Linked DNA regions of Homo sapiens: region 1 is linked to region 2. A link is an interaction called in ENCODE POLR2A ChIA-PET data of the cell type or tissue named here. Cell type or tissue: Panc1. All regions are shown on one strand. Each heading gives the region's core, and the rest is flanking DNA. Links, peaks and the distances in the headings are about the cores only.

The links. Peaks named below come from ENCODE experiments on the same cell type or tissue, not always from the same donor. Only the 100,000 strongest peaks of a DNase experiment are listed, where the experiment ranks them.
Region 1: POLR2A ChIA-PET joins it to region 2 with 11 read pairs; 6 of 35 experiments call an interaction of 5 or more read pairs at or near these places.

The regions. Positions count from the first base shown.
Region 1 is chr1:11,235,914-11,238,823 of GRCh38, forward strand. It overlaps MTOR (mechanistic target of rapamycin kinase), which reads right to left. Exons shown (of 58, transcript NM_004958.4): 12 at 2,489-2,704; 13 at 1,930-2,135. Among named protein-coding and RNA genes, the nearest start is that of MTOR, 25 kb to the right of the region's middle. In Panc1, for the core only: no CTCF peak of the experiment used is centred there; a DNase peak (open chromatin) is centred at 1,248.
Region 2 is chr1:11,107,914-11,110,823 of GRCh38, forward strand. It overlaps MTOR (mechanistic target of rapamycin kinase), which reads right to left. Exons shown (of 58, transcript NM_004958.4): 55 at 1,736-1,816; 56 at 1,377-1,457; 57 at 268-373. Among named protein-coding and RNA genes, the nearest start is that of EXOSC10, 9.5 kb to the left of the region's middle. In Panc1, for the core only: no CTCF peak of the experiment used is centred there; no DNase peak of the experiment used is centred there.

The DNA of each region.
Region 1 (2,910 bases), core at 229-2,728, 130 kb after region 2:
GGAGGTTGCAGTGAGCCAAGATCACACTACTGCACTCCAGCCTGGCGACAGAGCGAGACTGTGTCTCAAAAAAAAAAAAGAAAGAAGATTGCAGCCACGCCTGGCTTGTTGACTGCTATATTCCCAGTGCCCAGCAGTACCTGGAACATAGCATGTGGTCAAAAAGTCTGCTGACAGAATGAACATATTGATATTCTCATTAGGAGGTATTTCTTATTTTTTCCTTTTTTTTTTTTTTTTTGAGATAGGGTCTCACTCTGTCACCCAGGCTGGAGTGCAGTGGCACAATCACGGCTCACTGCATCCACAACTTACCAGGCTCAAGTGATCCTCCCACCTCAGCCTCCTGAGTAGCTAGGACTACAGGTATGCACCACTACACCCAGCTAACTTTCGTATATTTTGTAGAGACGTGGTTTGTCATGTTCCCCAGGCTGGTCTTGTCAAACTCTTGGGCTCCTGTGATCCGCCTGCCTTGGCCTCCCAATGTGCTGGGATAACAGACATGAGACACTGCACTCAGCCGTTTAGGAGATATTTCTACGCCAAATTAATTTAGCATGATTTGAGCTGGCAGGCTCAACAGTGATTTCACGTTTTTTTTTTTTTTTTTGAGACAGAGTCTCGCTCTGTCGCCAGGCTGGAGTGCAGTGGCGCGCTCTCGGCTCACTGCAACCTTCACCTCCTGGGTTCAAGCAATTCTCCCTGCACCAGCCTCCAGAGTAGCTGGTATTACAGACGCCTGCCAACATGCCTGGCTATTTTTTTTTTATTTTTAGTAGAGATGGGGTTTCACCATGTTGGCCAGGCTGGTCTTGAACTCCTGACCCCAGGTGATCTGGCCACCTCGGCCTCCCAAAGTGCTGGGATTACAGGCATGAGCCACCACGCCCGGCCTTCAACAATGATTTCTATTCCTTCCTATAACTGAGGAATGTTTTTAAGACTTAAAATGGCAGGCACTTCTAACGCAGGCCGGCAGTTAAATAAATCATTACGCTAAAAATAGAAGTGCCAACATAAGTACAACTTCCTAATTTGTTGACTGATGATATAATTTACAGCCACTTTATAACAAATTGTGAACAAACATTTCTCTAGAGTGAGTTACATATATTAATGATTTTCTATGTTTAAGTTCCTTATATGTTATAAAAAGTGTTTACTTCAAAACAAACCATGAAGGAGGATCAGGAAGCAAACAGTGAGCAATGGGGACAGGAAATGACTGGGTGAGCAACATAGAGACCCACAAGAGGCAGGTGGAAATAACTTCACCAGGCAGGACTGGTGTATTGGCAGGACTCCATGTATTGCTCACCAGGAGGCCACAGATCTTACTCAGTAGGTGAAGACAAAAACTGAGGAGCCATGTCTCCAGAGCAATTCTACCTTACGCTACAGACCAAGCAGCTGAGCTTGGCATTCTCATATTATTTAAGAACGAAAGCCAGGATCACAGACTGGAGCAATGACTATTAGAACAAATAGTGGAAACGGTCTCACACTGGTTATTTTTGTGAAGAACAACGGCCTCCGTGCTTGACCTGGCACCAGCAAGAAAAGCAGGAGAGCTGAAGGATAGGGAGGCGCTGGGAAGTCTGACACCATCTGCAGCAGATCAACCCAGCAAGCAAAGAGGGCCAAGAAATGGGATCACTGGTGACTTGCCAGGAAAAAGAAAGAGCTGCATGAGAGGACTCTGAACCACCTTAGAGTCATATTGACAAAGGGCTCATGAGGTGATGAGCACTGGAACTGCCATTATAAAGCCAGGGAAACATTTGGACCTTTGCAGACAAATGCGGCTTTTACCAGGTACCTCAATCTTTCTCCCCCATCCTTGTCCTCAACTCCGCTTCCTCAAGCAGTTCTCACAGCGAGAGTCCTGTCTTCCCTGCCTGTGGGTCTGGCCATCACCTCGGTTACCTGGATGAGCATCTTGCGCAGGAAAGGCATGACAAAGGCAGGGTTCATGCTACTGAGTCGGCCCACAGTGCAGATGGCCAGCTCCCGGATCTCAAACACCTGGTCATTCAGAGCCACAAACAAGGCCTGCAAGTTCTCCGCCTGGGCCAGGTGTGCATCAAAGCGCTCGTCCAGGGACGCCAAGACACAGTAGCGAATGTCAGGGTCTGCAAGAGCAATGGAGCCTTTGAACATTTCCTCATGATCCCATCACTCCAGCCCTTCCCAGCTTCTACCTCCACTGCCATCAGCGTAGTGGGAAGATTCCAGATGCTTTTTCTCATCTAACCTCTGTCATTCTTTTCTCTACTCACAAGAGTAAAAGACAAAAGAATTAAAGGTAGATTATCTTACACCAAAGGCTACAGTAGCCATGCCTAACACGCCTTGGCAGAGAAATAGCTGAATATCAGCTTTTTGAGCCGAAGAACTCTAGAGAGGCCATGTAATGAAACTGGCTACTCCCAATTGTCCTAAGCTCCTTAACTCCCCTAGATTCCTTCTGTCTGGCAAGCCTTACCAGGATCTGTTATCCCAACTACGAGCAGTTTGCTAAGCACATCTGCCACCACTTGCACTGCGGTCTGGCTAACCACATGAGCATGGCCACTGATGAGGTGGATGGAGGGTGTGAGCAGGCGGGAGCAGGTGCGGGCAGCCTCCATGCGGATCTCCTTGTGCTCACTGTTCAGGAAATGATCCGCACAGTGGCGAACAAATTGGGTCAGAGAGTGGCCTGGATAGAAAGGCAGAGAGAAAACAGAATAAACACTGCTGCTGTAGACAGGTAGGTCTGCAGCTTGCTAGCTGAATTTTCCATTTTGAGGCTACTAATTCTACTTTCAACTAGATATTGATCAATACGATACTGACCCGGAACTCTTCTTTTTTTTTTTTTTGAGACGGAGTCTTGCTCTGTCGCCCAGGCTGGAGTGCAGTGGC
Region 2 (2,910 bases), core at 14-2,513:
AAACAAGCCTTGCCTATTCTCCTGAACCACTTATCTTAATGTAATTTTAATTTTAGTGTTTGCCTTCCAAGTATGCATCCATATTTCTCAGTTTCTTTTTTTATAACAATGGGCACATGCAGTAAATATGAATTTTTAAAGAGATCTGAGCTCTAACTGCCCTTTACAGATACCTCACCAAATCTCTTTTTGCTACTCTGGCTTTGGGGCCTAGGCTTGGGACCTGATTGCTTATTTTAACAAAGTCACTTTGAGAGCCCCACTCACCAGCCAATATAGCACTGGCAGAGGTTTTCATGGGATGTCGCTTGTTTGATGAGCAGCTCAACTTGCGTTGGAACATCCAAAGTGTCATCATGAGAGAAGTCCCGACCTAGCACAGGAGGAACAAAAACATTTCACTCTCTTCCTGGCAATCGATGCACTTCTTGTTCCCTGTGGGCTTAACTGTCTATGCCAACAGCTTATCGTCAGACATGAAGATGAAGGATACCATCATAGTTGGATTTGAAAAGTTTGGCCAGGTGCGGTGGCTCACGCCTGTAATCCCAGCACTTTAGGAGGCTGAGGCAGGCAGATCACCTGAGGTCAGGAGTTCAACACCAGCCTGGCCAACATGGTGAAACCCTGTCTTTACTAAAAATACAAAATTAGCCGAGTGTGGTGGCACATGCCTGTAGTCCCAGCTACTTGGGAGCCTGAGGCAGGAGAATCACTTGAACCTGGAAGGTGGAGGTTGCAGTGGGCCAAGATCGCACCACTGCACTCCAGCCTGGGTGACAGAGCAAGACCCTGTCTCAAAAAAAAAAAAAAAAAAGAAAAGAAAAAAAGAAAAATTCGGCCGGGTGCGGTGGGTGAATCACTTGAGGTCAGGAGTTTGAGACCAGCCTGCCCAACATGGTGAAACCCCATCTCTACTAAAAACACAAAAAATTAGCTGGGCGTGCACCTGTAATCCCAGCTACTCGGGAGGCTGAGGCAGGAGAATTGTTTGAACCTGGGAGGCAGAGGTTGCAGTGAGCCAAGATGGAGCCACTGAACTCCAGACTGGGCAATAAGAGCAAAACTGTCTCAAACAAACAAAAAAAAGACATGATTAAAAAACACTTCTCTGAATTTGGCTGATTTTGGACCCAAAAGAAATTTATTCACCTCCTGAGTTAAATGAGATTAAACTAACATTAAGTACTGTTATCAGTCATCAGAAAGAAGAATCAGAGACAATGTTTAACTGATGACCTCAAAGACACTCTTTGTCAGCTGCATGGTGCCAAAGCTCGTCACTAACACCACTGGACATGGGGCTGACCACCACTCAGAGAGGAAAGTGTGCTCAGATTTTATGTCCCTTTTAAGTAAACACATGACACACTCACCAGTGAGCTTATCTCGAACCCTGTTAATAATCTGGATAGCTTTCTTATTTAGGGCCTCTGGTTTCACCAAACCGTCTCCAACTGGAATACACAAAAGTAGAAATAACTGTAAGAATGGGAGCAATACAACAGGTTCAATGGGTGCCCTGTTTTTCTCAAATATTCACTTTTGTAAGTGTTAAGCAATCCTTCCTCTATGTCCGTCTTTGTCCTCAGAATATAATGAGAAATTCATGGAACCTTTTCTGCTCAAAGGCAGTTTTGTTGCTTCATCTTGTTGACCCCTCTCAGGGTATAACACAGCTGCTATTTTCTTAATGAGCTAGTCACTGGTGCGGTTCCTCAGAGGCTGAACTTACTGAAAGAATGAATAGATTCTGGCACTGTGGTCCCCGTTTTCTTATGGGCTGGCTCTCCAAGTTCCACACCGTCCAAAATTTCTATGGGAAAAGAAATCAATTAACAGAAAATTCAAACACCAAAAAGCCACTGTTGGTGTTAGCATCTAATTCTCTACGCACTCTATTCCTTTAACGCCTGCCCTACCTACCCTAAAGGGGAAAAGAGAAGGAAAGTTTTATGTTACTCTTTATGTATTTCAAAGTTTTAAGCTGGACATAGCTGTAATCTCAGCTACTCAAGAGGCTGAGGTGGAAGGATCACTTGAGTAGCTGAGTTCAAGACCAGCCTGAGACTCCATTTGCAAAAAAAAAAAAAAAAATTTTTAAATCTGTAAAGCCATTTTCAAATGTGAGTTAATAATTATTGAAAAAATTTGGTGCTTATCAGAATTGAAACATGGATTTTCAGGCAAATTGCATTAACAAAATAAACTCATAGGAATAAGAACAGGTCAAAAGCCTCGTGACAAAATGTGTTTGGACAAAAACTGATAAAGAAAATTAACTTCGGAATGTGTCACACACAAGGTTGAAATGTTATTCCTTGGAGGAATTTTCATATCAGCTCTGGGTAGAAAAAGTCCTCAGGTGTTAGGTTCACCCTCCACTGATTATGGCTTTTAGCAGAGAAGAGTCTGAAATCAGAATTATGAAGTTTTTTGAATGCTGTCCTTGTACATCACAGACCTTCTGAATGAAGGTAGTGATAATTATACTTCTTTTTTTTTTGAGACGGAGTTTCGCTCTTGTTGCCCAGGCTGGAGTGCAGTGGCATGATATCGGCTCACTGCAACCTCTGCCTCTCAGGTTCAAGAGATTCTCCTGCCTCCCGAGTAGCTGGGATTACAGGCATGCGCTACCATGCCTGGCTTATTTTGTATTTTTAGTACAGATGGGGTTTCTCCATGTCGGTCAAGCTGGTCTCAAACTCTTGACCTCAGGTGATCCGCCTGCCTGGGCCTCCCAAAGTACTGGGATTATAGGCATGAACCACCGCACCCGGGTGATAGTTATACTTCTATTAATGATCCATTGGAAGTTCTTTTTTTTGAGACAGGGTCTTGCTGTGTTGCCCAGGCTAGTCTCAAACTCCTGGGCTCAAGTGCTCCTCCTGGGCTTACAGGTGTGCACCA